Regions from separate parts of the Mus musculus genome. Here all the other regions are linked to region 3. The links are chromatin loops, found by intact Hi-C in ENCODE. Cell type or tissue: gastrocnemius. All regions are shown on one strand. Links, peaks and the distances in the headings refer to the core of each region. The heading gives the core; the rest is flanking DNA.

What was found. A loop is a pair of places that touch in the nucleus more often than their neighbours do. Peaks named below come from ENCODE experiments on the same cell type or tissue, not always from the same donor. Only the 100,000 strongest peaks of a DNase experiment are listed, where the experiment ranks them.
Region 1: a loop joins it to region 3, with 4 times the contacts of the local background. A loop is called at or near these places in 22 of 42 quality-filtered maps.
Region 2: it touches region 3 in a loop (6-fold over the local background); 14 of 42 quality-filtered maps call a loop at or near these places.

Annotation. Positions count from the first base shown.
Region 1 is chr12:104,832,288-104,842,409 of GRCm38, forward strand. All of the region lies in intron 1 of Clmn (calmin), which reads right to left. Among named protein-coding and RNA genes, the nearest start is that of Clmn, 28 kb to the right of the region's middle. In gastrocnemius, for the core only: a CTCF peak has its summit at 6,894 (motif pointing right); DNase peaks (open chromatin) are centred at 5,016, 5,877, 6,365, 6,923 and 2 more places; H3K27ac peaks cover 346 bases.
Region 2 is chr12:104,766,687-104,776,808 of GRCm38, forward strand. Clmn (calmin) reads right to left here. Exons shown (of 14, transcript NM_053155.2): 11 at 7,803-7,863; 12 at 7,087-7,157; 13 at 6,496-6,588; 14 at 1-5,277. The coding sequence ends at 5,106. Among named protein-coding and RNA genes, the nearest start is that of Dicer1, 20 kb to the left of the region's middle. In gastrocnemius, for the core only: a CTCF peak has its summit at 5,421 (motif pointing right); DNase peaks (open chromatin) are centred at 3,964, 5,058 and 5,347.
Region 3 is chr12:104,934,107-104,942,106 of GRCm38, forward strand. It overlaps Syne3 (spectrin repeat containing, nuclear envelope family member 3), which reads right to left. Exons shown (of 19, transcript NM_001042699.2): 17 at 6,500-6,649; 18 at 5,476-5,514. Among named protein-coding and RNA genes, the nearest start is that of Syne3, 61 kb to the right of the region's middle. In gastrocnemius, for the core only: a CTCF peak has its summit at 2,321 (motif pointing left); DNase peaks (open chromatin) are centred at 2,330, 4,185, 4,203, 4,536 and 5 more places.

The DNA.
Region 1 (10,122 bases), core at 1,307-9,306, 100 kb before region 3:
GAATAAACATATTTTTTAAAGAGAACGGAATGTGGTTGGCAACATCCCCGCCAGTCTTGAGGATCTGGGGGTCCCTGAGGTCTCAGCAGTACCCAACAGACCACACAAGCAACGTTGAGCGGGCCAACTCTTCCAACCCAAGCCATCCTAAGCTGTGTTGTTTTTTTTTAAAGATTTATTAATTATTATACATAAGTACACTGTAGCTGTCTTCAGATGCGCCAGAAAAGGGTATCAGATCTCATTATGGGTGGTTGTGAGCCACCATGTGGTTGCTGGAATTTGAACTCAGGACCTTTGGAAGAGCAATCAGTGCTCTTACCTGCTGAGTCATCTCACAAGTCCTACGCTGTGTTAAGAGTCTGGCTCATTCACTTGTCACAAGGGCCTGGTGTACTATAGAGGACCCTGGACCCCACAACTCCTTCCTATAGCAAGAACCTGGAAATTAGCAGCAGCCTCTAACTGTCTGTTCTCTGTGCATCAAAAATGGATCTCGGGGCTGGTGAGATGGCTCAGTGGGTAAGAGCACCCGACTGCTCTTCCGAAGGTCCAGAGTTCAAATCCCAGCAACCACATGGTGGCTCACAACCATCTGTAACAAGATCTGACTCCCTTTTCTGGTGTGTCTGAAGACAGCTACAGTGTACTTACATATAATAATAAATAAATCTTTAAAAAAAAATGGATCTCCACCAGGCATCTTATCTGGCAGGGGAAGGGGCGAGGGGGGTTTCCTGCAAGCAGGTGGCATCAAAAGGCCAGGTAACAAATGCTACAGCTGGGCTAGCATACCCTGGAGCTGGGCAAGGATCCTCTGGAACTGGGCTAGCATCTCCTGGAGCTGGGCAAGGCTAGCAATCCCTGGAGCTGAGCTAGCCTAGCAATCCCTGGAGCTGAGCTAGCCTAGCAATCCCTGGAGCTGAGCTAGCCTAGCAACACCTGGAGCTGGGCTAGCCTAGCAATCCCTGGAGCTGGGCTAGCCTAGCAATCCCTGGATCTGGGCAAGGCTAGCAATCCCTGGAGCTGAGCTAGCCTAGCAACCCCTGGAGCTGAGCTAGCCTAGCAACCCCTGGAGCTGAGCTAGCCTAGCAACTCCTGAAGCTGGGCTAGCATCCCCTGAAACTGGGCTGGGCTAGCATCCCCTGGAACAGGGTTAACATCCATGTCCACATTCTTAAATCCCCCCAAACATTATAAATCAGCATGAATGTTCCAAGCATCTCCCACAGTGTGAGCAAGTGCAGATCCCTACCTGTTCAAATGCATTAAAGCTCATCTCAGAGCTATGTTCCGTGGGCATGGAGCCACTATTTCCTCATATGACTGTATATGCCCTGAGGCTGGCCAGCTACTACTCTGCTATGGCCACTTCGCCTTTGCCCAGCTGCTCTGCTCCACAAAAGGCAGCCAGCCACCTTCCCAAACAGAAGCCAAGCAAATAAACCCATCCTAACCACTAGAGTGCCACACAGCAAAAGCTGGGCTGGAAGACCAGCTAGAATGAGCAGAGTGGTCTTTCCAGCATCTATTACTGCATGCCTAAGGAAAGGAGAGGCCACTTCATCTGCACAGAGCGAGTGGCATGCAGGGGCGGCACTGAGGGCTTCAGAGATGACATCGTACCCACTGTGAAGTGGGGATTACTCTTTTTCTGCAGTAGCAGGACAGGCAATGGATCTAAAGCAATGGATCTAAAATCACCTGGCATGGTGATCAGGGTTAACTGTCAACTCGAAAGAAGTTAGAGTCACCTGGGAGAATCCCAGAGAATGTCTGCAGGACGCATCTCCATTTCATTAATCGAGGTGGGAAGACCCATCAGATGTGGGTGGCACCATTCCCTAGGCAAAGAGATCCTAGGATGGAGAAGTGCAGAGAAGTGAGGTGAGCCCTGGCCTGCCTGCATTCCTTGCTCTCTCCTGACTGGGGAGACAATGTGACCAGCTGTTTTAAGCTCTTCCATGTCCCCATCTGGAACTATGGAGTTAAAAAAATATGTTGTTTCTGTCAGGATACTTTGTTTTGGTTTGTTTTGGTTTTGGCTTTTTTGAAACAGGGTTTCTCTGTATGGCCCTGGCTGTCCTGGAACTCACTTTGTAGACCAGGCTGGCCTCAAACTCAGAAATCCGCCTACCTCTGCCACCGAAATGCTGGGATTAAAGGTGTGTGCCACCACCACCTGGTGTCAGGATACTTTGTTATAGCAACCAAAAGAAACTAGAATATTCAGTGTGTCCTTCTGGGATTCCAAAAAATTCCCCTTAGAGTCTAGCTGGAGTCTATGGCATGGAGTTGACAGGTACCCCAGGGCTCTTCCTGCAGGGCCCTATCCTGCTGCCTAGTGGTCATATGGCCTACTGGAGCCTGGCCTATGTGACCAGAAGGGAGAGGCCAAGTAGCCATACCCACTCAAGGAAGAGGCTGGGAGGAGAGGGAGGTATCTATTCGCCCCTGACTTCAACCTGCTTTTGGGGATTTGGGGACAAAGGTCCTTGTGGAACTTGCACTATGAACAAACTTAGAATGGACTTGTTAGATGGTAAAAGTTTGAGGTGAGCTGGGCGGAGCCCAGAGCTGCTGGAGGAGGAGTCAGGACACCTGAAGTATATCCTCTGAGCTGTGCCTCAGTTTTCAGCCAAACAAAAGCAGTAGCAGCACCAGCCTGGGGTGGAGGAGGGGTGCTGTGAGCCTTAAAAGAGGAAGCACTGAGAGGAGGGCAGGCAAAGGGTTTTAGGAGACACTCGCTAATCACTGGTTCTCGGGGTCACCACACATCAGTAAGTTCTCACTCCAGCCTTGCTTATCCATTCAGTGGCCTGCCTTAAGACCAGCCCCTTAAGATAGCCTGAACGAAAAGCTGGGGAGTCTCAGAACAACCTCAGTGCACAGGGGCCATGTCACCCGCAGACACAGAGGTCAGGCCTCCATCTCTACAAGACACGGGTGACACAGTTAACACTCAACATCCCCATTCCCACACCTCTCTGGACAGCTACCACGGCAGTCAACGTCACCGGTCAACCTGACAAGCAAGCCCACAGGAGACAAAGATTTGGCCATTATTCTAGATGTTTCGACGAAGGCATTTTTCGAATGAGATGAACATAGAAACTGGCAGTGTGGGTGGGCTTCGTCTAATCAGCCTGCAGACCCTCCCCTGCAGAGTTTGGATCTGTCGCACACACACACACACACACACACACACACACACACACACACACACAGAGTGATAGCTGCTTCTGCAGCTGATCTGGACTCCTCGGAATAGGTGTGACCCCTGGCACTCGGGAGCCTGAGAAGGAGAGAAGAAAGCCCTGTCTATGTGTCACGTTTTCTGTGGGTAATGACTTGCTATTGCCCCTACTAGATCAATTTCTCATTTTTGCTTCCTGATGAATCATATTCCTGCGGCTGGCTGAAATGAGATGCAGCAAGCCACTCTCCTCATGCCCAGACAGAGCTCTGTTTAACATTTACCTTCAGCCAGCTTGAAGGCGGGGTAGGGGTATATGTGCGTGTGCGTGTGCCTGAGCCTGTGCGTGTGCGTGTGCGTGTGCGTGCATCCCAGTGATATTCTCCAGCTTTGAGAAGAACACGCTGCTTTAAAGAGCTATAGACTGAGTGTCATCAGAGTTCTCCATAGCAACAGCCCACCCCTGCCTCCCGTCCCACACAGGCCTCTGGGAATTCCAGCGATCTTCCTCACAGAGACTGGACCTGTCATAGGCCACCACTGCAGACACTGCTGGCCATTCAGGAACCACGTTGGGTTCTCCGATTGCTTGCTTCCCTCCTTTCTTTAAACTGGATTATATTCCCCCTCCTCCAACTTCTCCCAAAACCTCCCTAGCTCTCTCCCCATCCAACTTCATGTCTTCTCTCTCTCTCTCTATCTCTCTCTCTCTCTCTCTCTCATTCTCCCTCTCCAAGAAGAAAAAAGAAAAGAAAATAAAAAACAAACAAAACTAATATAAAAACAAATAAAACACCACAGAGTCCATTTTTGTTGTTATTGTTGACCAGCTGCTCCTTGGCCTGGGGCCTGGCCTGGAGAGCGTGCGCACAGTGAGACTCCAGTGCCCTGGAGCTGCGCTCAGTGAGACTCCAGCGAAGAAAATTGACTTCCCTTTCTCTGCAGGGATCAGTTACAAATAGCTCTTCACTTCCTATAATGTTGCAACACCCATCGGCACTTCATTGCTGTTTATAATATTCCACAGCATGCAGATAGTAGCATCTATCAGAGTTTTATCCTTTTCGATTGCTGAGTAATATTCCATAATATGGACATACCACAGTTTATAGGTCTGGCATGACCTACAATTTCTGTGATGGGCTTGGGATTGTTGATGGACATTTGGGGCTGTGACTCTGCTATGAACACTTGTGGGATTTGTTTTTTATTTTGAGACAGAGTCCACTATGGTAACTTGTGATTCCTGTCTGTCCCCCTCTCTTGGAGCAACCCTCGCTGCACCCCTAAGTCCTCAAATCCTGATTTTTTTCCCCTCCACTAATGTACTTTACAATACCACACCTTCCTCTTTCCTTGTCCAGCACAATATACTGTGCCCCACACTATACCGACACCTTCCAGGCTCCCACGGGCTGCATGGTACCCCCAATCCTCAAGTGAATTAACATGTGTGCCCATTCTGCCAAGACATGGTGGCTCCTGGCCTGTGATGAGCTGGCATGTCATCCTGTGGTCAAGCAACAAACACACTGCCACATGTCATGTCCTGTCAGGTTCCTGAGCATCTGCCCCTATATCCCACCCCTTGCCTGGCCATAGGTGGGAGGGAAGCACCCCCTGAATGTCAGAATGCTGGCCCCCTCCTGTATCTTTTATTCTGGAAACCCCATGTGGGAAGGAGACCTCCTTTGGTCTAGTGTGTGTCTTCTGGGGCTCTATGCAACAGTCCCTCAGCCTTTCAATAAAAATTTACTGAGCTCAGTGAGGACTCAGGCAGCAGTGCTGGCAAGGATCCACCCTCACAAGCAAAGCTGATGAGTCTGGGACAGAGAGGCCACCAGGCAGAGGGAGAAATATGTGGGAGGCACAGACTGTACCAGGGACAGCAGCCAGTGATCAGGGACATCAGCAGAGAGGGAGGGGAGGAGGGAGAGGGAAAGAAGAGATTGCAATGATGCTCCAGCCTCGAAGACTCCTGTGTCACACACACACACAAAGACACACACACACAGAGACACACAGAGACACACACACAAACAGACATACACAAACACACACAGAGACACACTCACAGACACACACATACAAAGACACACACACACACACATAGACATACACAAACACACACACAGACAGGACATCTATCGGTTGCTGGAGACATTGCATGTTTTACAATGGGAGGACAGAAGCTATTGGCATCTAGGTTTCAGAGGCCAGCACACTACTGTCCAGCTGCAAAGCACAGAGCAGACCTGACAGAGTGTTGCTCCTAGCACAAGAGCCACAGGGATGAGGCAAAAAGCCTGACCCAGAGGAAGAGGCCACTGGATCTAGAGCCAGCAGAGTCAGAAGTGATCCCCCCCCCCCACACACACACTTAACTTGCAGATGGTCCCCAACCCAAGACCATTCAATATCTATTTTCCCACTTTCAACCATACAGTCGAAACCCCTGCTTGCATGTAAACCTGGCTCCTCCCCCCCAGCCAGCCATGTGCAGCCAATCACCTCTAGGCACTGAGCTTTGCTAACTTCCACGCAGTAGGAATGAGTGTGGCCTCTGCAGGCTAGAGATAGCAATGTACAGGCTGGCCAGTGCCTCGAATGCCACCCGTGACTGTGACAGACTCTGGCCTGCAGAGCTGAAAGATAAGAGGGCCGTGACAATCTATCCCAGCAGCCAGAGGTATCCTGCCCAGCACCTCATGGCACGGAGGCTCCGACTGTCAGGGCAGCTGACATTCTAAGCGCTTGCCATCCTCCCGCCCTTGGCTTTAGCGTGTAGCAGACGCACCGTGCATCTGGTTCTATTGTGGAATTAAGGGTGCAGAAAAAGCAGGAACTTTCGGAACAGGGGGTTCTGATGCCAAAGCAGACACCCTGTGAAAATGTGCCCGATCTCTCATGGAGATCAAGACAGTCACCATCACCATGAACGCTTCCCACACTCGCCTGGCTTCCACCAGATAGTATCAGACCCTCCATTTCTTCTCAAGAACTACAGTAAAAGAAAGCATCTTGGGAGGAAAAAGTGTTGGCTAGCTAGAGTGGACCACAGGGGGCTGTGATCATCTCTGGTCCCTAGTAACAACACCCACTCTGGGCTAAGCACAAGTGGGTGCTTCCTGTCCATCTGGGGCTTGGCCCCCATGAAGGAAACCACCTGTCAGCTCCTGGGTGCCAGATGCCTCACAAGCCTGCCAGTGGCTCCTTCCAGACTCTTCCACCCACCCAGTTCTGCACATAGAAGGCTCCTGCCTTATTACCACTAATAAGAAGGCACCTTGATAGCCACAGCCTGCATCAGAAAGGAAATGAAACCCAAACAGCAGCATGTTCCATGGAAATGTCCCTGGCCACAGCAGCTGCCTCCTCTCCCTGGAGGCTCCTTATTTGCAGGAACAAATGCTTCTTTAGCAGAAAGCCACCAAAGGGACCCACTCACGGGGAGGCTGCACCTGCCTCTTGCAAAGTAGCACCCTCAGAAAAAAAAAACAAAAAACAAAAAACAATCCAGTCATGGTTCAGAGTCCCAGAATTCAATTCCTGTCTCCTGTGACCCAGTGTCTCTCCAGGTAGGCGCATGTCCCAGGATGATGTCGTTAGAAGTGGGGATGAGAGAGAAGATACAAAGACCTGACCAGAGCTGGAGGGACCAGAGGGACAAACCAAGCTGCCAAGAGCAGAGAAGCCACCACAGGGGGGCACTCTCATAGCACAGGGCACCGTGAGCCAGCACTGGGCACAGGAGAGGTGGGGGCACAAAGAGGGGAAAGTGACATTAAAGGTATATTATACAGATGTCCTAAAAGCAAGGAGAGAGCGCATAGGGTGCCTGCCAGGCTCCTGTTACCAGTCATGGTGTGATTTCTACCCATGACTGTGTTCCACATCACTGCAGGCCTGGGAACGGCTCCCAAAGGCGTTCAGGGCCTAGGGGGTAGAGTTGAGGAGCCAGCGTGGTCACTGAGTGTCAGCCCCCCCAGGCCCCCCCCCCCAGCTCCAGTCTGAGCTCAGCACCTAATCAGAAAAACCCAGAAAAAACAATCCATCCGTGGGAACTGAGTCACACGAGGCAGGTGCAGGGAGATGATTTGATTTCTCCTCTGTGTTTTTGATACCATCCGTAGACAGTGGACATGTACCTCTCTGCAAACCAGAAAGGATGCTATTTTTACAAGTCTCTAGAGAGTTCACCGCCTCTCCTAGAATCGCTTAAAATAACAGCCCCAACTTCACTAGCACCATCTCCGACCAGCTCCGTGACAAGAGGCTCACTGTCCACAGGAAGGCAAAGAGAAGCAGGACACTGACAAAAACAGAGGTGAGGATGGAAGAGGAAATGCCCCTGACTGTGCAGGTGAGGAAGGGGCCACAGGCTAGGGAATGCAAGAGGCCCCTACAAGTTAATGGCAGCAAGAAACCAGGTGAACAATACCTTGACTGTCACCAGGGACTGTCAGACTCTGATCTGCAAAAATGAGATAATGGTGCCATTGGATGCAGTTGTGACAATATAGATGTATTACTGTATGTATGTATACATGCATACACACACACACACACACACACACACACACACACGCACGCACACCAGGGTACTGGGAGTCGTTGGCTCTCAGGGCAGCTGCTGAACTCAGCATGCAGCAGACTCCATGAGTCTGCCCTATTACACCAGGGTTAAGGATGCAGAGAATATGAGGACACTCAGAGCAAGAAGCTTGGGTGCTTGAATCCCGAGACCCATGACACTGGCTCCTCAACTTCCAGGAAGGGACTTTCTCCTGCACTGACTGTCCCCTTGTTACTAGACCACACCTTGACTTTAAATAGGCTCAGGTGCAAGTCTCTGAATACTGTGTCCTCACACAGTCTCAAGGGGCACCAAACACCCTCCAATCCCACCTGCTCTCAGATCCCAGGGCTGGCACCTGCAAGGCTCTCAAAGGGGCCAGGACTGGCTGACAGGGAGACCAAGAAGACTGGGAGAGGCAGGAGCTCAGAACAGCAGGTACCAGAGAGCCATGAGACAGGCAAGAGCATAACTTTTCTGGTCCCCACACAGGACACCAGCCGTGTGCCAAAACCAGGTAGCAGGAACCACAGAAAAGTGAGCAGCAAAGCCAAGTGCAGGCTGAAGATGGAGGATAGAGAGGAACACACGTGAGGGAACGGAGCAGCCAGAAAAATGGCGAACAGGAACAGAAGGGAATGAAGACACCCTCCTTCCTTCCCTCCCTCCGTCCTTCTTCCTCCCTCCATCTCTCCTTGCCCACCCCTTCCTCCTTTTCAAACCTTCTCTGATTTGTCTTTTAATCAGCTCAAATGCACACACACATCTAAGCCCCTCACCCCCATCCCAACCCTGGTCTACTAAGCTGTGGTCTTCATCAGAGATCTCTCTGTATCCAAGCTCAGCCTGACCCTGGTGAGTGAGGTGTAGGGTGTACAGGCCCAGGCCAGCTCAGAGGTCAGAGGCATCCACCCCTGCTCTGCTTGGGAAAGGAAAGAACAAAATAGTACAAGGTTCAGCCCTTGCTCAGATGTCCCTGGTTGAGGATGGGGCCCAGGCTCGTTGGGGACCCAGAGGTCTGGGGTCGTCCACAGGATTACAGTCTCCAGGGAACAGTAGGAAGGAGGACAGGGGAAAGTGGGCCCAGTGCCTCCTAATCCTGCCAGTTCTCAGCATGCTCAGGCCTGCTGAATGCCAACAAGAGGTACCAATCTCATCATGTAGCTAGGATGGTGAGGATGGGGGAGGGTGGGCTGGAAGTCTCCTGCGAGCTGCTTTCTCCCCAGCACCTTCCACCTCCTGTCCAGGCAGCCAGAGCCCTTGGCATCCTTAGCCCGGTCATAGTCCAAAGTAAGGTGAATAGGCCCACACTTCTGGCAGAGGCAGCGCTCTGTTAACAAATATTTTGCCTCTTGTGCCTCAGGCAGTGATGAGACAGAGGTGGAGGAGAGCCAGGTTTCACCCTGGGCAGCTGCCCAGCAGAGGCCACAGGTGTATCAGCAAGTGGTACCACAGGACAAGCCAGGCAGGAGCTGGGAACAGCAGGGGACATAGAAGGCTCTCAAAGAAATGACAGCAGACCTGCCTGGAGATACACACAGTTCTCTGAGCTGAAAGAGCCCTTGGCACAAAAGGAAACCCAGGAAGATGGCTGATGGAGAGTCCACTGGGACGAAGGTCAGCAGTCTCATGTTGACCAAGGGACTTGGCCACCGACACTGAGAGGGTCAAGTGCCTCCTGGCCTTGGGGACCTTTGTACTTTAGTGTTTCCTCTGCCCAGGGTCCTTTTGTCTCAAAATTTTGCCTTGTTTGTTTCCCTGGTTTCATCTCCTGGCAAAACTTCCCCTGGCCACACAGAGACGTCTCCTGTCATCTTTCACTGGTTACTGTAACAAATTACCTCAAACATGGTAGCCTAAAAGGTTGCAACTGTATCCTATAACTCTGGAGGTCAAATGGCAGAAATGAGCCTCCCCAGGCTAAGTTCCAGGCTCTCCCTTCTGAGTATTTCAAGGGACTTTCAAGCATTCTGTTTTTCTCTTTTCTCCTCACTCCCTCCCAACACCTGCTTTTGCTGTAGTTGCTAAGACGGGGTTGAGTCCCTCACATTGCACGGTCCTAGAGGCTTCAAGCATGCCTGTCAGACTCAGCATGGAGGCAGGGATGTGGGGGAGGGGGGGTGGCTTGGATATGAGAGGTCCCCTGCAGGCGTCCATGCTGAATACCTCATTCCCAGCCATGGTGCTATTTAAGGGGGTTCTGAAAACCTGAGGGTCCGAGACGTAGTTAAAGGAAGGTCACTGGGGATGTGCCTTTGAGGGTTATATCTGTCCCTAGTCCCTTCCATCTTTTCTCCCCGCCCCCCCCCCCCCCCGCCTACTATGACCTGAACAGTGCCACCTCCCCACA
Region 2 (10,122 bases), core at 1,187-9,186, 170 kb before region 3:
GGCAAATGCTAGTGTGGATAAGCTGTTCCCTACATGAGAGTCAGGGCTGGGGTGTGGGTTCAGCAGGGCTAAAATCCATGTGACCACACAGACCACATCTGGCGAGGATTTGGGAGATCTACGTGTTCTGTGGGAGAAGCTGGAAACACTTGAAAGGAGGGAGAAAGGCGAACACCTTGAGCCGTGACCTGTGAACGCAGCGTTCTTGTGCCACCCGATGCTCCCAGGGCCCTTCATGTCTCAGAGCTTCAGCAGATTCATTCAAGACAGGTTCACAGTGAAGTCAGTGGGGTCACGAGCCACCTAACCCACCAGCCAGAAAACCCAAAGGCATTTATGGGTCAAGATGGCACACAAAAGCCAAGCACCGGGGTAACCTCGTACTTGGGAAGATGGGGAAAGAGGATCAAGAGTTCAAGGCCAGCCTGGACTATTTAGTAAGACCACACTCCTCCAACCCCTCCCCCCCAAAACAATGAAACTGAAAAGTAATAAAGCTAAACAGAGGATGGGGTACAGAGCATCTGTGCTTGCCTACTTCCCCTGTCGGAAGAAGTGCAAAGGAAGAGAAAGTTCCAGAGCCACGGACTGGAAAAGATAAGCCAAAGGCCACAGGCACCACCCATTCAAAGCTGAAGAAGACCACTGAGAAAGAGGCAGGGAAGGGTCCTCCCTACCATGTGCCTGCAGGGGGCAGCAATGAGGAGCTGCCCAGCTTGGCACCCAAGATGAGCTTGTGGGTTGGGATGGTGACTGCAAGGTGAGATACAGCGCTGATTCTTGGGCCTCCTGCCCTCTCATTGCAGCCAGATGACTGTCTTGCCTCCTATTCATAGAGGACTCGCAGGGCACAGCCCAGGGACAGAAGCAAGGCAGGAGCAGCTTCAAGTGGTTACACAGTGATTCCTGAGACTGCCTGCTTCAAGGCCAGAACACAGAACTCAGGGGTATCTGGGTCCCATCCTATGGTTTGTGCTTGACACTAAGGCACCTGGCCAAGGGAGCATGTGGGGGTTAAAACCCATGCTTTGTCTTACCTGAGGGCTGTGTCTGCTCAGAGATAGAGAAAACAGCTGTCCTCTGCCAACTAAACCAAATATGGATGGTGGGTGGCTTCTGCCCAGAGGGGGACCACTACTAGTATTGCACAAGTGTACTACATGGGCTAACAGCCCTGTGTGTATCCCTCTTTTCCAGGCAGAGGAGTGGCAGGAAGCTCTGTAAGGAAATGGAATAAGCCCCAGAAGAAACATTTAACTACTGACATGGCAGCCTCTCAGAGCTAAGCCAGCTCACTGGGCGACACTGGACAGAACCTTACCAGATGGTTGTCAGAACATCCTGCCAGCTCCTGGGTGTATCGCCCTGAAACATGAGTAGATGCAGGTATCTGTGCACAATGTGAGAGACAGCGACCCAGCTCAACCGAGAAAAATGGACCTTAGAGGACCCAAAGGCACATCTGAGGGCAGACAATGTCCCCCCTCCCCCCAAACAGCTGCGTCAGCCACAAAGAAGACTCACACTCCTGAACCAAGAACAGGAGGCTACACAACAAAACTCAGAGAACAAGGAAGAAGTCTTAGAAGCTAAAAATAAAACATTCTTGGAAAGAGAAGATGGAGCAAATCCCCTCAGAAGCAGATACAGACAGAGGTGAGGGATTTAAGAGACAAAAAAACGTTAGAAGACAAGCCAGGGAGGCCCCATACTGGGGCAGCCAGGGGCTCAGAAAGAAAGAAATTGTAAGAGGATTTAAGGAGTTTCCCATGAGGACCCAGAATAGGTGCCACAGCAAAGGACAGGACACACTCAGGTCAGGCCACCAAGAGAAAGGAGACTGGGGATGTCAACCAGGGAAGGGAGAGTCCTTGTCTTGTACAAAGGCATGGGGCAGAAACGGCATCGGAATCTTAAGTCTGCCACTGGAAAGCAGCAGCAAGGGCTATGTTGCCACCTGCGGAGCTACACCCAGCCACACAGTAGGGCAGGAGACAGACATGTTAAGTCATGGAACAAAACAAAACAAAACAAAACAAAACAAAACTAAAGCTTTTTATTTCTCACATTCCATTTCTCGAAAAGTTGGTGAAAAACAGACAGAGGGGGGGGGGACACAGAAGGAAGAGGAAGAGAGGACACAGAAGGAAGAGGAAGAGAGGACACAGAAGGGAATAGTAGGAGAAACAGCTGAAAGGTAGACAAAAGGGACTATGACCACAAATGAGCCTCAGGGGCAGCTGCCCTTGTTTCAAACCTACAGCACTTTCTTATTTAATAGATGCTAACTAAGCAAGGCTGGAGACGTGATTCAGTAGTTAAGCGCACATGATGCTCTTGCACTGGACCCTGATTCAGTTCTTCATACCCACAGAGGGGATCTGATGCCTTCTTAGGGCCTCCATGGGTACCTGCATTCATGCGCGCGCGCGCGCACACACACACACACATTCACTCACTCTTTAAAAATAAATTTTTTAAAAGATGTCGAGTGACCAACAGCTTGCCAGCAGCTTTCCATAAGTGGTCTCTTCTACATGCCCCTACACTCAAGTGAGATTATTTTTCCCTTTCAACTAGCAACTTCCTGCCAGTTTGAGCCGAATGATGCTTGGGCATCTTGCCTGTAGTAGTTTTAAAGGCTGTTCTAAGCCACAGGAGGCGAGAGAAGCAGTATGCGCAGACTTCGGACCAAGGTCTAGACCCATAAAATAAACGATTCACATCTGGGCCAGCTCCTCTTTGGTACCTCATCTGGGCAAGGACCCTGCAGTGTGCGAGGTCATAAAACATCACACATAAAACCTTTATCATCTGTACTTTTGAACTTCCAATGGGACCAGGGAGCTCATTAAGTCGTTCACTTTCTTTGGAGCTTTGGGCCTTTAACCTGGAAGTGTTCCAAGCCCCCAACCTCTCTCCTCTTAGAAAGCTTCAATTCTTTTTTGGGGGGAGGGGGAGGCAGACGCCAATCAAAATGGCTGAGAAGCCAAGTTTTTAACTGTCCTGACTCAATGTGCTATGTAAATTGTCTGAGTCGTTGGTTTGCTTAAGGAGAATGACTCCTGGGTGAAGAGCAGCGTTCATGTCAGATGCAAGATGTGATGCCTCATTCCCATTGTATCCATGGAAACACACCTCTGGAAGTGACTCTGAGGGTCTTTCCAGAAAGAGGCAAGGCTTGCCCTGAATGTGGGCAGCACCATCCCCTGGACTGGGGGTCCCAACCTGAACTAACACACACTCTTTCCCCCCTTCCCCTTCCTCTGCCTCCCGATACAACATGACTAGCCCCCTCACATTCCTGCTGCCACGATGCCCGCTGTATGATGGATCGCATCCTGGAGCTGTGAGCCCCTAGACCCTCTCCTTTCTTCTTAAGTTGTTTTCTCAGTTGCTTTGTCACAGCAACAAGAGTAGTAACCAACACATAAGCCTTTACAGCCGTCAAGAACATTCTAGAAGGAGCCCAGGCTAAGCTTGGAGGTTAATAAAAGGTCTAAAAAGGACGGCTGTGTTTGAGTGAGGACATTTGTGTACCTGGCTGGACGTTTTCTACAAAGAAAAAGCAATAGTTCCAGACTCGGGGGCCAAGTGGCCTGGGGGCTAGTGACCAGTCTGTGATAGGCTGTGTGACCTTGGCCAGCCTGTTCTGCCTCTCTGAGTTCAGAGATGCTCCCTGAGGCCCATTCTGGACTAACGGTTTGTGGTTTTATAAGGGCTGCCTAGTGTGTTTTTTTTGGGGGGGGGGTTCGAGACAGGGTTTCTCTGTGTAGCCCTGACTGTCCTGGAACTCACTTTATAGACCAGGCTGGCCTCGAACTCAGAAATCTGCCTGTCTCTGCCTCCTGGGTGCTGGGATTAAAGGCGTGCGTCACCACGCCCTGCTAGTGTGTGCTTTTTGAGAGGGATAGCAAGGGCAAGAAGAAGCTGGAGCTTTGCCAGACTTGAGCCTTCGCAAAGTGGACAGGGGACACTGGGGTAGGTAGGGGCCGAGGAAGACAGGAGGGTGAGAAAAGAAACCTTTCTCTTCCTGCAACCTGCCTGCCCCAGCCTATACCCTGGTCCTTTCCAGAAAGCCTTTGCAAGATCTCTGTTTGGTTGACCGCAAAGGATGCTGGTGCCAAGGTACGAATGCCTCCTGAGCCCAGAAACCTGCAGAAACCCTCCCAGCGCCACCATTTGTGGGAGCTTATTTTGGCTGGGCCACTTCCAGCCCCCTGGGGCAACCTCATGCAGCCCCTCAAAAAAGACAGGTTCCATACAGAAGACTCAGCAGAGGAAGGGAGAGTCAGGGCTACCCCAGTCAGCCAGAGCCTTGCTTTGCATGCAAATCTAGACTGGCTTTCATCTGATAGGAGGTCCTACTGATGGGCAGGTTTTAAAACTAGAGCCGTACCTCAATTCAATCAATAAAAAGGCGAATTAAAAACGCAACCCTCCAAGAACACCAAGGTGAAAGACGAATGGGTTGTAGCTCACAACAAACCTGGCAGAAACACCCTCTTCTTTGGAGTCTGCCAATGGCCGGGTGTAATTTCCAGTGAACGGGCAGGTATGTGCTGTTTAAGTCCCCAGCAATGGATGACCAGGCTGGGGCAGGTTATCGCTCAAACACTCACACTTGAAGGCAAACAGGGTACCGTTCTTCCTACCACAGACTCCGCTCTTTCTCAGAGTTGGGCAGGCCCTCCCCTGAGATAAAAGGAAGTAACTCAAGCTCCTCCAGGACCTTAGGAACCTGCATGTGCACATGTTAAGACCCAGGTTTGGGGTACACATTAGTAAGGACTCGCATCTGACCAAACAAGGCACATAAGGAGGAATCGCGTCCACAGATCCAGCCTCAAACCTGAGCTGGGAGCACACAGTCTGGAAAGAAAGCATGCTCTCGGGGGGGGGGGGGGGCTGGGAGGGGGGCTTAGAGAATCAGAGGACATGTGAGCAAAGACTGAACCGGACAGCAACAGGGGGTGTGGGGCCTGTGCTCCCTCTGCCGTCTTCCATCTCTGCACAGGTGGCTCAACCCTGAACAGACAGTAAGATGCGGTAGAAAGACTCCGCCCTGGCCAGGGTCCTGTCTTTTTATTCTCCAGACACATGTTTCAGAGCCGGCTGACATCAAGCTGTGGGAAGAGCAGTAAGCAGTAAACGAGGAGCCAGAGGAAGAGAATGAAATATATCACGTCGGGCTGCTGTACAAACTGCGTCAGAGAGTCGTTGGGCGGGCTCTGGTTCCCCAGGGGCACAGCTTCTCCAGAGGAGTTGGTGCCAGTCCTGCAGAAGGAAAGAAAGGGACAGGATGGTTATTGGTGGGGTCCCTATGATTGGAAGACCATCCTGAACCTCAACCCCACAACCCATCCGCAGATAAAGGCTCCCATAATACATCAGGGAGGTCCCCATTTGTGTGTGTGTGTTCCAGGAGAGGGAGCTCCATCACCACTCCCTAACAGAAGGAGCCATGCCAACCATTTCACAAATGACCACAGTGACAGTCATTGGGCAGCAGTTGTCAAAGGCCACACAATTACTTCATGATAGAGCTGAGCCAGGTCTCCTGGGACAGTTCAGGAGGAGGTAGGACTGCCAGCTCTCACCTACCTACGCCTCAGTTACTAAAGGGACTTTGGCTGATAATTTCAAAGCAGCTACTGGGGACAAACAAGTCAAGTCACCCCAAGTTTTGCCTTTGACAGGTTGCCTTCAGAAGCACTGTCAGCTTTGATTTGGGTCAGAGTTACCTTTCTTTTAGGTGGTGGGAGGGGGGGTTTAACAAGTGAGCCAGGTTGCTTTTGCCTGGCAGGTAATGAACGGGGTGCTAACTGGAGGGAATAGGTGGTGGCAAAAACCAACCATCCCAAGGAAAGGTAGGAAGGGGTGGGTGGGGAACTGATACACAGAAGCCTGAAGTATGAGCTGCACAGGGCCATTTTCATGTCACAGCCCACAGGGGCTATGGGTGGGCTGTGGCATCTGCAATGGAGTGATTTATGGCTGAATACCAGACACAGGGTACAATTTTCCTAGCTTGCATAGAAAAAAATATAAACTCTGTGGCTGGAGGTAGGGAACACTCCTGAACATGTCAAGTTTTTCTTGCCAATGCCCTACCTGATCAAAGCTAAAAGCATTTTCTCCCTAGCTGCGAACTCCCTTTGGCGGAAAACTGAAATTAGCATTTCCATTTTAGGCTTGGGAAGGAAGCAGGGGATCCTGCTTGTATTTGTTTTTAGGACACATAAGAGTGGAAATCCTAGGGCATTGGGTAGAGACGACCGAGCCTGGTCATATAACCCTTCCAAACCTGAGCAAATCCGCAGGGGTGGGGCAATAGGATCAAGCACTTCTGTGCCTTTAACAGGGTAGGGCTTAGTCAGAACTAAGATTCCTTTCGGGGGCTCTAAGGTTCGGGAGTCTCAGCACCAGTTTACTACTGTAACTTGAGAACTATCAACTAGACAATTTAGTTCTCCACCAGTAACGAATACTTTCATAGACAGCCTGGCATGTTTGTACTCGCGCTTCATGTCTGCTCTGATGCCGTAGAACTGTAAAATCAGCTCAGTGAGCTTCTGAGAATTGTACCTGCAGTGGGACAGAAGGGACAGAGAGTCAGGCCCTATGGGAGGGGATGCATACAGCTCTACCTCTGACAACCGCCTTCTGCCCAAGACACATACTGAGCTGTGCGCTGCCTCTCTGCCCGGATTCAGGGATTGCTAACTTTTCCCTCATCCACTTACATTCACTTTACTTCATTTGGAATAGCTATTTTCTGGTATTTTCCCAAATTATTAACAGCATGGTCAATAAGCCATAGCCGAAAAATAATGGCCCCTGTGAGTTAGGATATATACATATATACATGCACACACATAAATATGTATTAAAATAAACATATATGTATTTAATAACATATTAAAATATATAGAAATATATTTATATTATATTTATATTATATGATATTTATAAAGAGAAATATAAATACATAAAATAGATAATATACAAATATATAAAATATATTTATAAATATATATATAAATATATTTAAATTCCATAAACTTATGGAATGAAGCCACCAACCTGTTTAACACTCTGTTTCTCCTGTCATCCAGATCAGCTGCGTTCCTCAATTGAACATAGCTAAAATGGTCCTACAGTGAAATTTATAAACAAAACCCCGCAACCCAATTAGTAAAGATGAAAACTCTGAAACAGAAAACAAGGTGATTTTAAGCTTACAAAGCTGACCACGCCACGCTTTTCTCGATACTGCAGACATCTAGTTTCAAAAATCAAATTGCTAAACAGTAGATACCTCTGCCTCCTCCCCTGACCTCCCCCCCCCCCAAGGGTGATCGGGAAGAGACCCACCCAACCACCTAGCCTGGATCTGGAGTGAGGGCCTCTGCAGTTCTCAGCACTTGCAGATGTCACAAGGGAACCCTCGAGTGGCTGGGTACGATTGCTCTGCCTTTGATCTTTCCAGATGTGGGTGCGGGGTTAGGGAGATGTCTTGGATTTTTTGTTTGTTTGTTTGTTGGTTGGTTGGTTGGTTGGTTGGTTTCACAAAGAGGCCTTGGGGCTTTGGAATCAATGCTTTATTTACATCCTTTCTTGTTCCAACTGGACATCCAACTGGACTGTGCTTAACAAGATTCCAAGTGTGTCTGTCTTCTATCCCCAAGTTAAGGTTGGCGCAGGTCAGTAATCTCAAAGCTCAGGGCCGGGAAGGGGAGGACGGAAGGGAAGGTACCGATTAGCAGGGGCCATAGGGAAGAAGAAGTTCACATACTAACCAATTCCAAAGACCTATTAGTGTGTCGCCGAATGTAAATGCTGGAGTCACTGTGACTATTCCTGAAAAGCAAAGATACGTTGTGAATGGGCACCACCCAGGGCACAAATCACATAGTCACCCAAAGTCACCTTGGCCTGGTGCCTTCCACAGACACTGGACCCTCATCTATACCAAAATACAAATCAGAGTTTTTAACAGAAAGCAGGTCACGTATTTCTAAACTTCCAAGGGTTTAGGTCAGGATTGGGGCCTTTATATCCAAGCATCCTGAGGTTTTCAGGAGTCACCTGCAGTCCCCTGCGTGTTAAGGACAGGGCCGAGCCCAAGGCCCGGAGGCTGGCCTTCCTCTCTGGTGTTCCTTGCTATGCCATTACATTCTGCCAATCTAGCAGCCCTAAGGGATACCACCATTTTTCCTTTCATACACAAGGAGGCTGATTTTATGCCCAAATCTTTTGAGTCTAACATGGAATGCCCTTCTGTCTTTTGCGTAGAGCTGACACCCCCAAAGTGGAGGCATGAGAATCTTAGGCCATCAACTGTGGCTCCTGGCTGGGAGCTGCCAATGTTATGTGGAAACCGAAGTTGTCTTCCCCTGGAGAATGGGTCACCCCGCTTGCTTCAGAAGGCCTTAGGGCCTGGTTGCTGCCTAGCAGAACTAGGTATTTCGTGGCTGCCATGTACCTTGACACCTGTGCCATCTCAAGTTCCTCTAAGCAAGCCCCCTCCATGGCCCCCAGGAGCCTGGCGCTTGGCCTAAGTACACACTCTCAGAAAGGTGCTGTGAGGCAACATCAGTATCTCTCAAATCTAGGTTTCGCTACGTTACCTCGCAAACACTGCACAGGAATGAACGTTACCTCGCAAACACTGCACAGGAATGAAGCAAAATGTAACCTCTGGGTCAAAAGGGATCCTGGGGCCTCAGCAGCTTCCAGAGTGACTTGATCCCCCACGGTGCAGAGCTAGGAGCTCTGGAGCCCTGTTCTTGCCCTTATGTGTAAGTAATACTTCCAAACTCAAAAGCCCATTCCTGGTAAGCGGTAATAATCTCTCTGTTCCCTTCGCTGCAGCAGACTTCCTCATAGATGGGTTTGTGTTACATTGTATCAATATGCACTTTCGAATGGGTGTGAGCCCTGACCCCCTGGCAAGCACAGTCAACCATGCGTTCATCTACCCAAAGAACCGAGTGCCCCTCTCCAAGGCAGAGCCCGGCTAAACGATGGAATCAACTCCATGCCTTGCCCGGGCCTGGGCTATGGAGCCAGTTCAAAGTCAGCCTAGACAACTTAGTGAGACACGCCCTCAAAAGCAAAAGCTAAAAGGGAGCTGGCAAGTAGTGCCGGCTGCTCACCTAGCTCACCTCCTAGCATGCATGAGGCTGTGGTTCAATCCCCAGAACTACCAAAAATCTTAAAGGAAAGGAATGACTGTTCTGTGAAGAAAAACAAACAAAAAACAAACAAATCATGCTATGGTACAAGAATACAGCAGAAATAACCCCTGGGAGTGCTGGAGAGATGGCTCAGTGGTTGACTGCTCTTCCAGAGGTCCTGAATTCAATTCCCAGCAACCACATGGTAGCTAACAACCATCTGTAATGAGATGCAATGCCCTCTTCTGGGGTGTGTCTGAAGAGAGTAACAGTGTACTTGTATATATTAAATAAATAAATCTTTTAAAAAAAAAGGAGGGGGTGATCCAAAACACCTGCTTGGAGGAGATGTAATGGAGTCTTCCCTCCTTCTCCATTTCTCCCCTCCCACCCCCAACCAGCCCTCTCTACCAGAGGCTGAGGTGGAGTGATGGAGAGGAATGTAGTGGGACAGCTCTTCAGTTTGAAGGAGCATAAAGCAAAGTATAAACCCCACGGAGGACAGAAGGCCAAGGCCAGAGGTGTACGTGGGTCCTGTGGGTTCCTAGGCCTCTCTGCCTAGGCCAGTAGACAGCTATGTAGGAAGACCAACTTAATCATGATCATCTAGGAGACAGGTACCCAGAGAAGAGTCCTATCCATTGCTACTCAAGCAAGGAGATTTCAGTGGGGCGCTCTTGGAAGCTCGTGGAAGCTCGGTTTACACGGGGCCAGCAGGCTCCAGGACCCCCCTCACATAATGAACTCGCCTCAATGCTGCCTGCTTACATGGGGGCTGCAGAGTTCTGTTGTGCTAACTAGGTCTACCCACACTACAGCATCTTTAGCCGCACTGTGCCTGAGCAAGACAAGGAAGCAGGAGGTGGGAGGTAACCAGGACTGTTCTGTGACTGGCGTTCAGACTCTGTAGGGAATGGCCAACCACACCTCATGCCCATGG
Region 3 (8,000 bases), core at 1-8,000:
TGGCAGTCGGAGGTTTTTCTTTGTTGGTTTTGTTTGTTTTCGTTATTTAAATCTCCGCTAGGGAGCTATCCTCTACCACGAGAAGCCAGCCAATGCCTCCTAGGTCTGATACCACAATATCCCAACCCAAGTACCTGTCCAAAGGCAGCCGTTCTCTTTCTACCAAGAAAGAAAGCAGTCGCCACCAAGGCCAGAGTAAACTCGACCGAAAAGCTTCCACAGAGGAGCTGGGGATGGCACCGCTCAGCAGGTAGAGTGCTTGTCCAGCACGCATGAAGCCCTGGGTTTGATCGCCCACACTGGGGAAACTGGCTATGATGGGGTCCACCTGTCACACTGCACTCAGGAGGGAGAGGCAGGCTTAGAAACCTGGTTCATCCTCACAAACATAGCCTCGGCTATGGGAGACTCTGTGGGAGGGGGGGGGGGGAATGGAGTGAGAGAGAGGAAGTGAAGGAGAAAAAAGATGCATAAGGAGAGGCTGTGTCTTCAGTGGGGAAGAGGGAACAAGGACAGCGACCTTACAGAGAGAGGGTTAGATCACTCCACATCTGGTTGAAGGGAATGGGGAAAAGCTATTTCTTTCCTTTTTAAAGATTTATTTATTTATTTATTATAAGTATGCTGTAGCTGTCTTCAGACACAGCAGAAGAGGGAATCAGATCTCATTACAGATGGTTGTGAGCCACCATGTGGTTGCTGGGATTTGAACTCAGGACCTCTGGAAGAGCAGTCAGTGCTCCTAACCACTGAGCCATCTCTCCAGCCCCCCAAAAGCTATTTCTTGATAATTCGAACCAAAAGCAGAGACTCCCCCAGCTAGGTGGGCTAAATGTGTAGCCCAAAGAAAGCCAGAATGAAATCCAATCAGAAGCAGAGATTTCAACTTCCAAGATTCTCAGGTGAAGGTCACCTGAGTTGGTGGGGGAAGCGATTGTGAGTACTCCCTGAGTAGGGGGGTGGGGTGGGGATCGTGAATACTCCCTAAGTGTAAAGGGTGGGGGGGAATCATGAGTACTCCCTGAGTGGAGGTGAAGGGTAATCGTGAGTACTCCCTGAGTGGAGGTGGGGTGGGGGGGTGATTGTGAGTACTTCCTGGGAAAGCTAGACTAGGACAAAAATCTAAATTCCAGTAAGGTGAAAATAGAGGGAAAAAAAAACCTTAGAAATACAATCACACAAAAACCTAATGCCATTCCTAGGTAGGTCTGTATACCAAGAGCCCCACTGTGCGCTGCCCAGTGTACCAAGAGCCCCACTGTGTGGTGTACCCAGGAAGCACCTGTGCCTGGCCCCTGCAAACCACCCTGATTTGCCCTGGAAAACAGCAGCACCAGTCAGACCTGGCATCAAGCGAAAAGACCGTCTTCAGGGAGGGCGGCACCCCACTCCGGGCCACAGAAAGGCCTGAGGTGCGTCCCAGCCCCGTCCCAGCTGCCATCCAAAAAAAAAAAAAAAAAAAGAACTACCATTTACGTGTCGTGTCTGAGGGCTGCAGGCAAGCATCTGCTGGCACCAAGCTGGCTAACGCGTTGGCAGTGCAAATTTAATAAATCTTAATTATTCTGTTTATGCAAACAAACAGACCAGAGCTGCTGACGTAGCTGGAGCGTTAGATGACTGGAGGGCTGGCCGGAGTAAGGGAGTGTGGAGAAGCAACCACACATAAATCATCAGCCCAACAGTGGGCGTCTTTCTTCCCCGTGGATGGAAAAGAATATACAGAATGTTTTCAAGTTGGTGAGATTACAGCCTCTGCAGAAGCCACTGCTGTTCTACCTGGCTGGCCTCTGTATATGCGTGGGTACGTGCATGTGTGTGTATGTGGGTGCATGTATGTGTGCACAAGTTTGTGTGTGCATGTCTGTACAAGTATGCATGTGCATAAGTGTGTTAATGCATGTGTGTATATGTGTGTGCATGCATGTGTGCATAAATAAGCATGTGCGTAATTGTGTGTGTGCACATGTGTATGTGCATGCATGTGTGTATATGTGTACACAAGTATTCGTAACATAAGTGTGTGCATATGTGTACACATGTGTTTGGAGTTTTGTCACACTTGTATATACCTAACCACATAAATAACAATAGGCAGACTATGAATTTCGGCTTTGAATGTCCCACAGAGACTCGTCAGTTAAAGGAATGATCTCCTCGCTAGCTACTTGGAGGAGTAGAATCCTTAAGAAGTGGGGCTGCACATGGTTCACCTATAAAGAACGCTGTCTGCTCTTACAGAGGACCTAGGTTTGATTTCCTGTACCCACACAGCAGCTCACAACTGTAACTCCAGTTCCAGGGAGTCGGGTGCCCTCTTGTGGTCTCTACAGGTACTGCATGCATGTGGTGCACAGACTTACTGCAGGTGAAACACAAAAGTAAACAATAAGGATAAAAGAGGTGGGGGCCCTTCCCTCTTGGTAAGCTGATTTCCTCAAGCATTCTGTAACAGTAACTGAAAGCTGACTAACACAAGACCTCTGTCACTGCTCTTTCTGCTCTTGGAAGAAGTAGGGAGCGTGACTACAGACATGCGAGGCCCTCATATACACTCATATACAGGACAATTGAGAGCCGACAATGTGCCAGTTAACAAGAAGGAAACTCTTCCTGGATTTAGTTCCGTGGACTTCCTTCATGGGAAGATCATGGTTGAGTCATTTGCCAAATGTCACACACACACCAGTGACGGAGCCCGGACTTGAAGTCAGAGCATAATAAACATCAGTTCTCAAAGTGTGGTCCCTGAACTGGAAGTGTGAGCAATACGTGGGGATGTTGGAAACACAGATTCATGAACTATCCAGAGCAGTGGATCAGGACCTCAGAGGGGTTGGACGCAGCCGTCTGGGCTCACAAGCCACCCCTTAGGTCGTCTCTGAGTCCCGAGCTGCCGTGAATGGCTTCCTTCGTTACAGGAGGCTGAGGCTCACTGGCTTAGAAGGAAACCAGCACAGAAGCCAGACTGTTATAAGCCTATGTGTTTGAATCAGGGTGGACACACAGAAAGAACCTTCTGGTTTGTCTACTCAGCAGAACAATGGCTATCATCTCCTGGCTGTAGCTCAACAGGACTAATTGTTGAACCTTGGGGCTATGAACCCTCGTGGCTGCTGCTCTTCAGAGCCTCCTGACCCAGAGACTGTCAACCCCAGTTCCACATAGATGTCCCTGGCACTGTGCACGCAGCCAGGTGCTCAGGCGCTAGGATGGCATACATCACTCTCTTGTTGGTTGGTGGGATTTGAGCACTTTAAACAGCATTCCGCACAGAATCAGCAATGACTCCGTATTGACAAAATAAATGAAATGACTGAAAGGAGAGGCGGTTAGAAGGCACCATGGCTAGACCAGGGATCCAGATGTAACTAACACTTAGAATCTTTCTGACAGGGGTACGTGTGTCATGTCACAGCTAGGAATGTGGTCCAACACAAAACTATAAACAAACAAAATACTGTGAGGGTTTTTTTTGAAGAAGAAGAGGAAGAGGAGGAGGAGGAAGAGGAGGAGGAGGAGGAGGAGGAAGAGAAGAGGAAGGAGAAGGAGGAGAGGAGGAAGGAGGAGGAGGAAGGAGGAGGAGGAAGAAGAAGGAGGAGGAGGAGGAGGAAGGAGGAGGAGGAAGAAGAAGAAGGAGGAGGAGGCCACAGCGGCAACAGCTCTTTGTAACTTTGTAGAACATAATGTTACGTCTCAGTGACTAAAGGTTGGCTGCCCCTGATCAACTCTGGCCTAGGGTGCATGGATGTGGACTCTCAATCATGGAGGGGCTTAAAGTGCAGCAACCACAGGCAGATTGAACACTGATCTTGGGACTTCCATTTCCTCCAGGGGCCACCAGGCCAGGCAGTAGGGATCACATGCCCTTTCCTGACACCTTTGCACTCCACAAAGTTCACATCATTCTGAACTACGGCGAAACACACCTCCCTCAGCACCTCCTGGCTTCACAAAAGCCTTCAAATTAATCCACAGAGTAAATGAAGCCAGTGTGGGCTTCCATTTCACACATCACGAAAGACATGGGAAGACCTAAGGCAGGGTCATCTGTCCAAGGCCACAAAGCTGAAAGGCCCAGGGCTCAGCCTTGGTCTCCCAAAGCTGCCAGAGGCCAGGATTGAACCCAGGGTGTCCACACCAGGGATGCTGACTCTGGGGCACGAGGGATCTGAAGTGACGCCGGGTCCTTTGAACCAGACTGTGCTGTGGACTCACGTTATTAGGGTCAACGTTTGGCAAGAAAACAGTGGTAACACTGGGGACAGCAAGGGACAGGATTGGGGAGACCCTCCGAGCCCCAGGGAGGCCTCCAAGGCACCCTGTGAGACAGCAAAGCATTAGGTGCTGAGGCTGATGCCAGTTAGCAGTCACATGCTGCTGGGCACATCTTGTCTCCATGATGTTCCCTCCACGGGCTTAGAGCTGGGTTAAGGAAGCTATTCCTTGTGAGTGGCAGAGTGCATGGAGATGCCCAGCCACGACTGTCCTGGCTTGAGTTGCAGATGTCCCCACAGAATCGTGGTTTGGACAGCTCGACCCCTAGGTGGCTGTCCCTATTAGGGGAGGTTACAGAGACTATGAGAGTTGGAGCCTAGCTGGCTGAAGCTTATGCCCAGGTCTCAGTACTCAATTTCCCCCTCTCCCCCTTCCTCCCCACCCCTTCTCTCTCTTTCCCTCCCCTTCTCCCAGCCTCTCCCTCTCCCTTCATTGCTAGTTGGTCAGGAAGTGAGCGGGCAGCCATCCTCTGCCACAGGCAGAGCAACGACTTACTGCCCAAGCCCATGCATGAGTCTAAGGATCATGGGTGCATTCTCTAAAACCCGGAGCACCTTAAACAGCACTGCAAAAAGAACTGAGGCCACTGAGCACCAGTCCTGACACCCAGATCCTAGGCTGTGTCATCTGGTGTGACACCTGGTGTCACCTTAGGGGTGCCACCTAGAGGGCAGGAACTGGCACTGTTCTCGCTTTCGCCGTGACCAGTACGGGAAGAGCCAAAGTGTTTCAGTGGACAGCAGTGGGCACAGCCTGTCTGGCAGAGCAAAGGACTCCACCACCCTTTCTAATGAGTCCCCTGGGGCCAAAAAGGCCACAAGATCTATTTGCCTGGGATAGTCCAGGCTCCTGGGCCAGTCCTGGTTTACATCTGCTGTCACAGGTATAATCAGTGCAGCATTCAGTCTCTCTCCAGAGTGTCCCGAGGCCTGGATGACAAATCCAGGGTCCTTCTCAGTCTCACGTCAAGGCTAAGTCATCTACACACACTTCAATCCCTCCCTGAGCCTGGGGCTTCCTGAGAACACACACCTCGGGGGCCCAGCCCATTACAGACCAAAGCTGATTCTCCATCTGTGATCTCCAGCTCTCCGGGAACATTCTAGAAAACCCAGACACCCTGCGCCAGAGTCACAGGCTCCAAGCCTTGCACATTCTCTGCCCTCTAGCTGTGTGGAACAGATGGCAGACACGTACCTTCTGGAATGCAGTCAGCTCCCCCGGAGAACTCTCGGTCTGTTATTTTAGGGAAAGGAGAAGAAATGGGGTTTAAAAAAAAAAAAAGTCAGCTAGGCGCGTAAAACTTAAACCCCAGCAGAACCCCCGTAACAGAATATTCATTCTGTCAGGGGAGTATTTTGTTCAAACTGCTGGTCATCTGGACAGCCTGCACCAGCAGGGGATCCCATTTAATGAGCTTTTTAACACACTTCAGGTCCAGGTGGCACTGTCTGGATGGCCTTGGCCAGGGCTCGGAATGTGGTCGATATGGCCTGGGCTGAGCTGACACCTAGTGGCCAACCTGGCAATTGCAGAGCCAAAAAAGCCTGGCTTGCCTCAAGCTGTGGCTGAAAAGTGGGGTCCAGGGAGCCACCCTACCCGCTCCTTCCTGGACCCAGGACACTTAACTTCTTTGTCTCGCTTTGGTCACCAGACCCTCTCCTACACGGGCAAGTTAGGAGGTCATGGTCTTTAACAAAGGCTATCATTATCTTAACCAATGGTTTTCGTAGGGACAGGAGGTCCAGGAGATAAAAGGGCTAGCCAGGAAGAGAGGAGCCGAGGCTCAGGATTCAGCTCCATATGGCATCCCCATGGCAACACCACGCCCCAGTGAAGGGCTATGTGGCCCTTCTAGCCTTGGGGTTAGGAGTGGGACTCAGCTATTCCCCCTGGAGTCTGGGATGCAGCTATTCCAGCAGAAGGTGGTTCTAGGATCAAATGGGAAATGATGTAAAACTATAACACAGAGGGAGCAAGACATCTTTATGTACTAAGCAGGAGTCACTGCCCTTAGTCATAGACTCCAGCCTCCCTGGGAGGTAAGATGGATAAATAATATTACAAGAACCTGAGAGCCAAGAGTGTTCCTCTCCTCCTTTAAGCAGCCACCGTGGCCTGATAATATGGACACGCAGGAATGAACATGCATAGATGCAATTCTGTCTCCCCGAGACATGGTTGCCTCCTGGGACCCCCAACCTTTGGCCCCAGCACCTACCAGCAGGTGGCCAGAGTCCTTGAGCTTGGACTTGTACAGCATCCACCGGTAGCGCAGATCTTCCAGCTCGTTGGAGGGGTCCCTTGCCGGCCTGAGACGAAGCAGGTTCTCAAAGAGGTGCTGGCCTTCTGGGATTCGGGCCTCCAGCTCCTGAGAGAGAAGGTGGCATCATGCCACAGATGCCCAGTGGCTCAAGAACCCCACCTGGCTGATAAGGATGCCAATCAAGGGCCCCATGAAGCATGCTGGGAGATGTGGGCAGGGCCAGTAATATGAGATTCTCATCCATGCAAGTTTTTTAAAAAGGGTTTTTAGGGATGGAGAGATGGCTCAATGGTTAAAAATTATGGCTGTTCTTTTAGAAAACCTGAGTTCAGTACTCAGCACCCAAATATTGATTCATAACTATTTTTAACTTTAGTTCCAAAGACTCTGATGTCCTCTTCTGGTCTCCAAAGGCACCAGGCACAGATGTAGCACATAAGGGCACAGACATTCATGCAGATAAAACACTCATACACATAAAATATTCTTTTTAAAAATGGGCCCTAGACGTATTTATTTTATATGCACGAGCATTTGCCTGCCTATATCTATGTGCATCATGAGTGTGCACGAGCATTTGCCTGCCTATATCTATGTGCATCATGAATGTGCACGAGCATTTGCCTGCCTATATCTATGTGCATCATGAGTGTGCACGAGCATTTGCCTGCCTATATCTATGTGCATCATGAGTGTGCCTGATACCTACAGAACTGGAGTTGTGGATGGTTCTGAGCCACCATGTGCATGCTGGGAAGGAAACGCAGGTCCTCTCCAAGAGCAACAAAAGTTCTCGACTACAGAGCCATCTTTCCAGCCTTGCATCCAGAATGTCAGAGAACTCCCAACAGGCAGAAGAATGGCAGTGAGGCTGTTACTCCCAACACTGACAAACTGGGATCACAAAAGGTTTGTCACAGTGGTCACCATGATAAAATAATGATCACTGAGAGATGACACTGCTGGCATTTGAGACTGCCAGCATTGTTGCTCAGTCACGTAAGCTTTATCTGTCTAAGAAGACCACGGCTTTCCCCTAGGGTGACATTTCCTCCTCCCGGGAGTCCTGACAGATGCTGTGATGTGGGGATCAGGGGTCCACAGGTTGGAGCGTAAGCTTCAATCCCAGCTTTGGACCCTGGCTAAGCTACTCAGAACCCACCCCCGTGTGGGATGGACTGGAGGTCATTTGATATGACTGGAATAGAGGGTGGGGAGTGGGTGGGTGGACTTGCTGGTGATGTGCGGCTCCCTCCGTAGGATAAGCCATTCACTGAGAACATTTAAAGCCAGCAATGGACTACCAAACAGGGGCAGCGAGTAAGGACAGAGTAAGGGGTGGAGTCACAGCCTCCACGGCAGAGCACTTGCCTAGTGTGTCGGAAGCCCTGGGCTCAATCCAAACCACCACAAACCAAGTAAAGGCCCCACAGAAGCCCCAGACATGGACGAGGCC